2 separate regions of the Homo sapiens genome follow, and region 1 is linked to region 2. The links are chromatin contacts, found by Hi-C in ENCODE. All regions are on one chromosome and are shown on one strand. The core of a region is the stretch at or near the end of the contact, and the rest is flanking DNA. Distances in the headings are between cores, read along the strand shown.

The links. A loop is a pair of places that touch in the nucleus more often than their neighbours do. Pooled maps may share reads with other maps.
Region 1: a pooled map shows a loop between it and region 2 (12-fold over the local background). The contact joins the enhancer-like site here to the promoter of CDK13-DT in region 2. A Hi-C loop is called at or near these places in 1 of 168 maps with a recorded cell type or tissue (naive thymus-derived CD4-positive, alpha-beta T cell), 1 of 37 single-sample maps with no recorded cell type and 9 of 50 pooled maps.

The regions. Positions count from the first base shown.
Region 1 is chr7:37,333,265-37,338,860 of GRCh38, forward strand. The region is part of intron 2 of ELMO1 (engulfment and cell motility 1); the gene reads right to left. Among named protein-coding and RNA genes, the nearest start is that of ELMO1, 110 kb to the right of the region's middle. Within about 2 kb of position 3,132, at least 7 of the 41 ENCODE cell types and tissues checked have a DNase peak (open chromatin) inside an H3K27ac peak, as active enhancers do.
Region 2 is chr7:39,945,726-39,951,493 of GRCh38, forward strand. CDK13-DT (CDK13 divergent transcript) reads right to left here and starts at 3,694. Exons shown (of 1, transcript NR_158201.1): 1 at 1,796-3,694. CDK13 (cyclin dependent kinase 13) reads left to right here and starts at 4,531. Exons shown (of 14, transcript NM_003718.5): 1 at 4,531-5,768. The coding sequence starts at 4,917. RefSeq lists enhancers at 2,769-2,958, 2,980-3,899, 3,089-3,138, 3,399-3,528, 3,599-3,848 and 4 more and silencers at 4,089-4,318, 5,109-5,398, 5,469-5,528.

The DNA.
Region 1 (5,596 bases), core at 1,882-4,381, 2.6 Mb before region 2:
CAATTAACCTGTTGACCTAACAGGAAAATAAGCACAAAGTGTAACATTCACAAAAGGTTCTAGAAATGTCAGAGGTCTTAGTCATCAAGTCTTAAGAAAACATAGTTAATACAAGAGTGTCCTGAGTTGCCCGAACTTCTCAGAGTGGCAGTGTTGTGGAAGGAAGTAGAACAGAAGAGAATCCCACCAGCACCCACCTACAGAGCAAACTAAAAATCTGCATTTCATTTGCTGAAGGAAAAGGAGAATGCCAGAGTTCATTCTCGCTCAATTAAACTCAGCTCAGTTAAAGGGAGAGATATGTTTGCTGTGTTTTTCTTCAAAAACTTGGCAAATTTTTAAGATTTTATGAGGTTATATAGACTCTCTCACACAAGAAAAGAGAGCTAAAACCAGAAAAGTAAGTACCCCAGTCACTTCATTTTAAAGGAAGTTTAAGAAATATCTGTTACATTACCAAATCTAAAAGTTGCAAAAATCAGATGAAGGATGTCTATTCCTCTACCAATGTCATTTCACCTATTATGACGGTATGAAAGCAATGGTGCAGTATCACAGTCTTTATTACAGCTTTCTTAATTGGAGCAAAATGAGCTCTTAAAACTATGTTTGTACTCTCTGTAAAGGAGAGGCTAAGAATTTTTAGGACCATTTCCCTCATGGATAAATTGAGGCACTATCTTTAAAGGACTCACTAAAAGTTACCGTGGGAGCCAAAGGTAGCTCCTGCAGGGAGAGTGATAAATTTCAAGGGCTTCACAACAATGTTTTCAAATGTAGGTCCAACAGCATGAGCATCACCAGGGGAGCTTCATAAAAACAAGGATCCCTGAACCTTGAATCACTACACAATGATCCTCTGTGTATTTTCAACATGTTTCATGAGTGATTCTGATACAGAAGCAAGCTCAGGAGCCCCTGACCTAGTCCATTCTCAACAGGAGGAGACTCTGTCCACCGCCCAAGAGACATTTGGCAATGTCTAAGCCTGGCCAACATGATGAAACCCTGTCTCTACTAAAAATACAAAAATTAGCCAGGCATGGTGGCGGGCACCTGTAATCCCAGCTACTCGGGAAGCTGAGGCAGGAGAATCGCTTGAACCTGGGAGACGGAGGTTGCAGTGAGCCAGGATTGCACCATCGCACTCCAGCCGGGGCAACAAGAGCAAAACTCCATCTCAACAACAAGAAAAAAACCAAAAAACTGCCTGGGTTTTGGTGTTATACAGTGCTGGATTCAAATCAGTACCTTCCTAGCTGAGTAATCTTGGGCAAGTTAATGAACCTTTGAATAACTATGAAGTAGGGAGCCTAAGCCGATCTTGAAGGCTGTAGTAAGGTGATGAAATCCCACGTGCAAGGCCTTCTATTGCCTGCCACATAGTGTGTGGTGCTTGCTGTTATTATTACTGCTACTAACGAGCAAAATTCCATGTCAAGTACAAAAACTCAAATGGGTTTTACTCAATGAGCTTTTCAAAGGTCTTGTGTAAATCAAATTTATGCATATGGAATTATATCTTAAATATGCTATAGAAATATGGTAGTTGAAAAACTGCAGGCAATCACACTTACCTAAAACACATGCATCTGTGTTTCTTTTAGGGAATTAAACCCTTCCCAATATACTGGGGTAGGCGTGCTATTATAATTTTTCTGTTTGGAGAATGAAGACCACCAGTGTTTTATTCTTATCTTCACTGTTCAGAATTGAAACCTATTGTACACACACAGTAACGGAGATCAATGTGATGAACCAAAGGATACAAATGTATGTAAGCCACTGGCTGACCTCCAAGAGCTTATAATCTATTTCAAGAGAAGTGAGCATGAAAAAAGAAAAATGTAAATTACGTTACGTGTGAAATATATTAACTGCAAATAAAAGCTACAGGCAAAGAAAATGATATAAGAAATTAGAAAACTGGAGAAAAGACTGCATTATAATGCGATCAGAAAAGGTTTGAGTACAAAGGAGGCTCTCTGCAGTGCTTAGCAAAGCCAGGATTTAAAGCAGTAGAGAGCTGGGAGAAGGCAGGGGGCATTCAAGGTGGCATACTTTTAGAAGGAAACGGCAAGAGATGAAAAAAGACCATGAATGTGCGGGAACAAGCGTCTAAAGGAGCAGCTTCTATAAAACAGAGGGGTACCTGGGAATCACATACAGTGCCTGCAGACACTACCTTGGCCCAGGGACAATGCTTATGAAAAATATGGAAGGATGCAAAGCCACCCTAAAGAATCTGACTGAAGTCTCAGGAATACCAGAAAGCTCAAGAATCATCCATGTCTATTTTTTTAAACTGATAAACTTTTTTCAAACAAAATCTTTCCCCAAATCATACGCAAATGAAAATGGGACAATACAAAGGTGCTGCAGCAGGAGTGAGCGAGGGGTGCCCGGAAGCCCTCGGCAGCCACCCCTCTGCCCCAAGCCATTTGAGAAGCAGAACTAAGGTTGAAAACTATGTATCTCTTCCCATTGCCCTTTTTGGGCCTGAATATGCTCAGAACATCTTCTCCAAGCATTTGTCTGATGCACACTTGGTAGAGATGATGGATCCCCTCGCCTGATGAGATGGCCCGTGCTGGCTTTTCTTGGGTGAAGGTGAAATGTGTCTCCTAGCACAAATAGGATGGAGTTCCTACACTTGGGCCATAAAGAACGCATCTAGGCAGGGCACTGTGGTGGTTCATGGACTGTAATCCCAGCACTTTGGGAGGCTGAGGTGGGAGGATCGCTTAAGTCCAGGAGTTTGAGACCAGCCTGGGCAACATGGCAAAACCCCATCACTACTAAAAATACAAAGACTAGCTGGTCATGGTGGTGCACACCTGTAATCTCAGCTACTCGAGAGGCTGAGGCAGGAGGATATCTTGAGCCCAGAATTAGAGGTTGCAGTGAGCTTTGATTGAGCCTTTGTACTCCAGCCTGGGTGACACAGTGAGACCCTGCGTCAAGGAAAAAAAAAAAGAACATATCTAATGGTCCCCCCTCTACATGATATAACCTCAAAAAGTTGGTAATACCTGTGAGACTCCTTTCTTCAGGTTAACATATGGGCAGTTTCACTAACCATTTGTCTCGTCTGTAGACAACTGAAGTTAGAGAGGGGAACCATATATCCACCCAACAGAGAAATGAAACTAGTGGTTAGCTGGCAGGCTATGCCGGTGATGGGAACTGTTGTTATGTATGTAGGCAGAGGTGAAACTTTAACGTCATGAGCGAACATGGACTCTAAGACAAAGAGTGTCGACAGTGAACACACAGACCAGAGGGCTTAGCACTGAGGTTGGAACTGATCTAGAAAGAAGAGGAACCAGGAAGGAAACAATCCCAGATGAATCAAACAGGGAGGAAGAATCTCAGGCACTGAAGCTAGAGGAAGGAAGGGAGAGTTTCAAGAAGATGAGAATGGGCAGCTTTGCCGAGCGTAACCGAGAGGGTGAGGACAACCAAGGCAGAGGTGCCACCAAAAAGGGGAGCCCTGTAGAGAGGTAAATTGTTGTTCATGCAAATATTAAAATAAGCATGGAACAACATAGATGGCATATACTGGTAACATTTAAATAAGCCTGGAATGGAAAAACAGAATAAAATACTACCAAAAGAGAGTTACTAGGTCAAGGGGAGGATTTTCCAAGGTGAAAACAGAAGAGTTCACTGTTGAAGACAGAGAAGAAGAAAAGAATAAGAGAAGAGAACATGGCTGGGACAAAGCCCCAGGTAGGGTAGAAAGGATGGGCTAATATCATTTGACCCCGCAATCTCATTACTGGGTATATACCCAGAGGATTATAAATCATGCTGCTTTAAAGACACATGCACACGTATGTTTATTGCGGCACTATTCACAATAGCAAAGACTTGGAACCAAGCCAAATGTCCAACAATGATAGACTGGATTAAGAAAATGTGGCACATATACACCATGGAATACTATGCAGCCATAAAAAATGATGAGTTCATGTCCTTTGGATCCATTCTCAGCAAACTATCGCAGGGACAGAAAACCAAACACTGCATGTTCTCACTCATAGGTGGGAATTGAACAATGAGAACACATGGACACAGGAAGGGGAACATCACACACCGGGGCCTCTTGTGGGGTAAGGGAAGGGGGGAGGGATAGCATTAGGCGATATACCTAATGTTAAATGACGAGTTAATGGGTGCAGCACACTAACAAGGCACATGTATACATATGTAACTAACCCGCACGTTGTGCACATGTACCCTAAAACTTAAAGTATAAAAAAAAAAAAAAAAAAACACCTATGTGGAGCATTGGGGGTTGGGATAAGCTGAAAGCACTGGAAACAAATTGGGACCACCTCTTCCCTTCTCTGCTAGCAGTAGAAAAAGCAAAACAAAACAGGAAGGCAGGAGATAAAGGCATCAGGTAGTCTGTGATGCCATGCAAATATGTAGGCCGAGAAGTTCTAGGCAAAGACAGAAGTGGTAGCTTTCTGGTCTGTGTCTTCCTTGAAAAGCAAGGCCTGAGGGGGCAGGGCAGAGACAAGAAATACTGGAGGCTTGAAGAGTTTATGCAGGGAACAGAAAAGCTGCTGCTCAGAAATGGTGAGTGGCCAAGATGGAAAAAAAAAATCACAGAGTACTAGGGAGCCAGTGAATATTCCATAGCACAAATTGGCTATGTGTCCAATTAGGACACCTCTTTATTACCAGAGGATGCCTCCCACTTGTCTTTTAATTTTTTCTCCTTCCTAAACATTGAAAAAGTTAGGCAGAGAAAGAATGAGAACAGAGGGCAAATGTTCACAATGGAAGTGCAGGTGAAAAGGAAAACCAGAGTACCTAATTTTCTAATCTAGCTAATAATGGCTGCTTTTATTGAGGAATCACTCTAAGCTATGCAACATGCTACACTCTTTTCACATGATTTCTTTAATCTTCACAAGGACCATCAAAGTAGCAAATTATTATCCCAAAGAAACTGAGGCTCAAGGCTAACTGAGCCTTTCACAGAAAGCAGGGCTCCAGGACTGCTATGGTCTGAATGTTTGTGTCTCCCCAAAATTCATCTGTTTGAAACCTGGCCCCCATGGTGGTGGTATAAAAACATGCTTGACAGAGCCTGTTTGCCCCTTTTGCCTGTGGGGAAACATACAAGGCACCATTTATGAGGAACAAGCCCTCATCACACACCACATCCACTGGTGCCTTGATCTTGGACTTCCCAGCCTCCAGAACTGTGAACAATAAATTTCTGTTGTTCATAAATTTCCCAGTTTAAGGTACTTTGTTATAGCAGCTGAAGGAACTAAAACAAGTGCTCACATCCAGGTTTAAATGTCCTTGGAGCCCACTGCCTCTTACTAGATGCTGCTTATTGAAGTGTTTGGGATTCCAGACTCTTGACCGAGAAACAAATACATTATTCAGGACATAATAGGTTAACAAGAACAGTGCATGCAGGAGCCTTGATATATCCAGACAACAAGCATCCTCATCCTCAAGCGGCTCCCCGGGCTTGAAACTCAACAATACATTGTGAAGGCGAGAGCAGGAGTCAGGAACCAGTGAGTTGATAATTCTTTTGAGACCTTCCTGTGATACAGCAAAGTCC
Region 2 (5,768 bases), core at 2,444-4,943:
CACTTGAGGTCAGGAATTCAAGACCAGCCTGACCAACAGGGTGAAACCCCGTCTCTAAAACAAAAATTAGCCAGGCGTGATGGCGCACATCTGTAATCCCAGCTACTTGGGTGGCTGAGGCAAAAGAATTGCTTGAACCTGGGAGGTGGAGGTTGCAGTGAGCTGAGATCACACCACTGTACTCCAGCTTGGGCAACAGAGACACCCCGTATGAAAAAAAAAAATGTAGTTTGGGGCCAGGACATGAATCTTAAGTTTTTGGAAAAACCAACTCCCCAAAAATCACGAAAATTATTTTAGGACAACATGAAAAATAAGTTTAATGCTAGTACCATCCCTGATCTATTGGTAATGGATGACTGCATCACCGTGTCTGAGGGATTCTGAGGCTACATTTAGGGTGAGCAGGAAGGAGTGCTGCCATTAATTAATGATACCTACCATGGAATGGAATGAGGACATGGGGTCACATGGTAATATTTAGCAACTTAATTTGGCTGTAATATAATTGAAAATAGCAGTGGCTTAAACAAATTATTCCTTTTTTAGTCTAGGGTTGGTTTGAAGGATCCATAATGCCCCCGAGGAGTCACGTCTTTCTATTTTCCTTTCACTTCACCATCCTTAGCCTGTGCTTATTCCTTTGTTGTCATGGGACAGCTGCTCAAACTCCAGTATTGCATTTGAGTTCCAGATGTAGAGAAAAGTAAGAAGTAAGAGTGAGGGGCAGAAGGTACAGGTCAGCGAAACTGACCTTCCTTTTTTTTTTTGAGATGGAGTTTCGCTCTCGTTGCCCAGGGTGGAGTGCAATGGTGCACTCTGGGCTCACCGCAGCCTCTGCAACCTCTGCCTCCCGGGTTCAAGCGATTCTCCTGCCTCAGCCTCCCGAGTAGCTGGGATTACAGGCATGCGCCACCACACTGGGCTAATTTTGCATTTTTAGTAGAGACGGGGTTTCTCCATGTTGGTCATGGCTGGTCTTGAACTCCCGACTTCAGGTGATCTGCCCGCCTCGACCTCCCAAAGTGCTGGAATTATAGGCGTGAGCCACCGGGCCCGGCCCTGACCTTCCATTTTTTAAGAATCATTTCCATAAGCTTCGCCCAACAACTTCCACTTCACTTCATTGGCAGGAGCCAATGATCACGTCTTATCTGCAAGGAATACTGGGAGATGTAGTTTTTAGCTAGGCACATTTACCCCCATCAAACCCAGGATACTGTTACTTAGGTAATCAAGGGAAAATCCATTTAGGAAGACAGCTAGAAGTTTACTCCACCATTACTGTTTTATAAATACGTATCCCTCAGCTTTACTGAACCAGCAAGAATTCCCACTCCCCAGCACATAGAAGCAATATTGCACTTCTGAAAAAAAAGTGCTAACACTGTGGGCCTCTGAACTGCATAAAAGATGAGTCTGGGGCCTGGTGCAGTGGCTCACGCCTGTCATCCCAGCACTTTGGGAGGCCGAGGCGGGCGGATCACCTGAGGTCAGGAGTTTGAGACCAGCCTGCTCAACATGACAAAACCCCGTTTCTACTAAAAATACAAAAAAATTAGCTCGGCATGGTGGCGGGCAACTGTAATCCCAGCTACACGGGAGGCTGAGGCAGGAGAATCGCTTGAACCTGGGGGGCGGAGGTTGCAGTAAGCCAAGATTGCACCCCTGCACTCCAGCCTAGGCGACAAGAGCAAAACTCTGTCTCAAAAAAAACAAAAACAAAAACAAAACAAAACACGAACTCCCCACCCCCCCACACACAAGCAGTAATAAACAAAAATATAGTCGTAAATGGGAATTTCAAATCTCTTTAATATTCAGGCAAGCAGACAGGCTTATAGAAACAGACGGCTTCTAATTCAAAGGTCCTTCCCATTTTTTGGAGTTTGAATCCTATTAGTTATTAGTGTTTCCAACCACGTGGGCAGGTATCTTGAGCTCAAAATGTTCATTCAACCTCCCCCACCAAAGGTAGAATCTTTGAGGAAACGTGGGTGGTAGAACCACAGTAAAAATATTTTAGTACATGTTTTTTGTTTGCACCCTGGATTGGGAACTATCCATTTACTTTTTTTCCCTTCTTCTCCATTTAATACACTTACACATGGGAATTATCCATTTACTATGGATCAAGTTTTCTTTGAAAATATATGATAGAAGATGACATTCTCAAGTGGAACTGGTTGTACACGAGGGGAGCTGCAAGCTAAACCTCTTATTTGCTCTCTTTGTTCTGTTATTCCAGTCTATCTAACGTAGGACGATGGAACAAGTTGATCCTACATGTTTCTGAAAAAGCCACTTGCTAAACAGTCTTTGGTAGGAGGCTGGCTACAGGACCTTCACTCAACAATACTGTCAACCAGAAATTTGTTTTAGGAACCCTGCCCCCTATTTTTCTATTCAGTTTCCCAATGCCCATCCCATGGTGTTGCCCACCCAGGCCTGCCCTCCTGGGAAATGCTCTGACTTTAAGATTACCTATTCCTTTGCCTCCTCCTTTATCCTTCAGCAAACCAACATCCTTTGTACTCGGTCAGTGAAGTCTGATCTTAGCTTAAATCAGGCCAGTCTGTGATACTGTGATGTCAAACTGATTAAAATAATTTACACTAAGGTATTAACGATGGATAGATACCAAGTGTTTAAGAACTAAACCAACTGATGATCTGAACAAATGAATTTTCAAAGGGGTTACTACATTTAGTCATTGAACAGACGGCTTAGCTTTTTCTTTTATTAGAGGCAGGGCCTCGCCCTGCTGATTGGCCAGGCTGGGGTGCTGTGGCACGGTCATGGCTCACTCCAGCCTCGAACTCTTGAGCTCCAGAGATCCTCCTGCCTCAGCCTCCGGAGTAGCTGGGACTACAGGCGTGTGCCACTGCACAGGGTTAGCTTGCGTTTCCAACCATTCTAAAAGCCAATAAGCCATTTACATTTTAATCTAATTATCCCGAGTGCTTAGTCTGTAACTGAAGGGCAATTCTAAGGCAAGAAATGAGATGTGAGGTCACTATATGGCTATGTTTGGCAACCCCAAAGGTTTAGATATGAAGGTGAAAGTGGGTGAAGTACTAAGAGGGCAGTCCTCATTCGCACAAGATGTTTTTATTTCAAGCCTCCTGAGAATTTGGAATTTTCAGTAGTTCCTTTTAACATTCCACTTATTTCCTGTATTGATTTAAAGCTTTAAAAATTTTTATTTTAAAGTAAATAGTGTTACCGAAGCTTGAGCTGTGATTCCCAAGTGTGTTTTTTAGGATAAGAAGGGGCCTCGCGGAAGTTGCGGTGAGCCGAGATCGCACCATTGCACTCCAGCCTGGGCAACGAGAGCGAAACTCAGTCTCAAAAAAAAAAAAAAAAAAAATGGGGCCTCGAACTTTGGCGTACGTGAGACAAGTTAAACCAACGCCATCTCCACCCTGTTTTGCGGGGTGTTTTCTCTCCTTTCGCAGCTGTTCCACTCCCAGGGCTTGACTGAAGGTACACGGGGGGTAACTGCCTACTCCAGAAGGCCACCAACAGCATTATTTCCCTCGCAGTCTCCAGAAACACTTGTTCTCACTGTGACCTTTCGCTCAACAGGCAGGCAGTGCGGCGTCTGCAGAGCCGGAACCGGCACTGCGCGCTGGACGCAAGCAACAAGCACGACAGGCGCGCCACCACGGGCAGAGTCTCAAGCAACAGCAGTGGGCGGCACACGAATCCTCTCCTTTCTTTAACCCTTCTTCACACGGAGTCCCACCCTCGCCGGAAGCCGAGCGGTTTCTACATCATGCCACTTCCGGTGCGGCCTGCCGGCCCCTGGCGGGAGCGAGCACGCCAGTGCGCGGTAACTTTGTTCCCGCCTCTCTTGCCCCGGCCACCTCTCATCTTCGGCTTTCTCTGAGCGTGAATTGCGGGCGCGCTCCCGGTCGTACGTCAGGGCTGAGGGGAAAAGCCGAAAGAGCGAGGCGAGAAGGAGGGGTTGTGGAGGTTAGGGCCCAACCAGCAAGTCCCGTTGCTCTCCCTCCTCCTGACGAGGAGCGGAGAGGGAAGGGGAGGAGCGAGCCGGGGCAGGCCGCGCACACCAGGAGCCTCCTCGTGGAGGGGGGGAGCGGAGGAAAGGGGTAGCTCCGCCACCTCTGCTGGCGGCGGCGGCGGCGGCGAAAGAAGAAGAAAGTCAGGGCCCGTACCTACCGCCACAGACTCAGAAACGCCCCTGCCCCCATCTCCCCGGAAATAGCCCCCCGCCCAGCCCCGCACAGTCGCTGCCCCAACCGAGAGCCGCAGCCCGGTCGCCCCCGCCTCGCCCCGCCCCGCTGCCCAGCCCCGCGGGCCGCAGAGTGCGCGAGGCCCTAGGCCGGGAGTTGTTGTCAGGCCCAGGCCACTTCCGAGGCGCCTGCGGTGTGTCGCCGCCACCACAGGAGGACGACGTCGACGCCGAGGAGGAGGCGGTGGAGGCGTGTTGTTGTCTCGCCCACTCCCCTCCCCTGAACTTGCACCCAACGTCAGGGCGCGATGGAGTGAAGCGGCGACGAAGGTGGTACTTCCGCGTTGCGCTGCCCGAGCCGAGAGCGCGGCCAAGGCCGCTCCCCCACCCCCGGGGGCACTTGGAGGACTCGGGACTCCCCCGCAGGTCAGCGCCCGGCGCATCTGGTGTTTTCGCTGCCGAGGATAGGACGACGAGCGCAATCGGGAGCTCCGCCGCCCGGATTCCTGCTTCCCTGGGGCCCGGAGGCTGCTGCGTACCCCACTGTGACCTGGAACCCAGGGACCCGAGTCCCGACCCGGATTATCGTGGCGCTTTTCCCGGCCGGCTCTGGTGCTCGGTGTCCCTCCGCCGCCGCTCCCGTTTCCGGCGGGGGAGATGGCCAGGATCTGACCCGGGAGGAGGCCGCACCCGCGCCGCGCTCTGCGGCTGGCTCTAGGCGATGCCGAGCAGCTCGGACACGGCGCTGGGGGGAGGCGGGGGCCTGAGCTGGGCGGAGAAGAAGTTGGAGGAACGCCGCAAGCGGAGGCGATTCCTGTCCCCTCAGCAGCCGCCGCTGCTGTTGCCGCTCCTGCAGCCGCAGCTCCTGCAACCGCCGCCGCCCCCGCCGCCTCTGCTCTTCCTGGCTGCTCCCGGCACGGCCGCCGCCGCAGCCGCCGCCGCCGCGGCCTCCTCCTCTTGCTTCAGCCCGGGCCCCCCTCTGGAGGTCAAGCGGCTGGCGAGAGGCAAGAGGCGCGCAGGAGGGCGGCAGAAGCGGCGTCGCGGGCCCCGCGCCGGGCAGGAGGCGGAGAAGCGTCGGGTCTTCTCGCTGCCCCAGCCGCAGCAGGACGGCGGTGGCGGTGCTAGTAGCGGCGGGGGTGTGACCCCGCTGGTGGAATACGAGGATGTGAGCTCCCAGTCCGAGCAGGGGCTGCTGCTGGGGGGGGCCAGCGCGGCAACGGCGGCGACGGCTGCCGGGGGAACGGGGGGCAGCGGCGGGAGTCCGGCCTCCTCCTCCGGCACCCAGCGGCGCGGGGAGGGGTCGGAGCGCAGGCCCCGCCGGGACCGCCGCAGCAGCAGTGGCCGCAGCAAGGAGCGCCACCGCGAGCACCGGCGGCGGGATGGGCAGCGCGGTGGCAGCGAGGCCTCCAAGTCCCGCAGCCGCCACAGCCACAGCGGCGAGGAACGGGCCGAGGTCGCCAAGAGCGGCAGCAGCAGCAGCAGCGGCGGCCGCCGGAAAAGCGCTTCGGCCACATCCAGCAGCAGTAGCAGCCGCAAGGACCGGGACTCGAAGGCCCACCGCAGCCGGACTAAG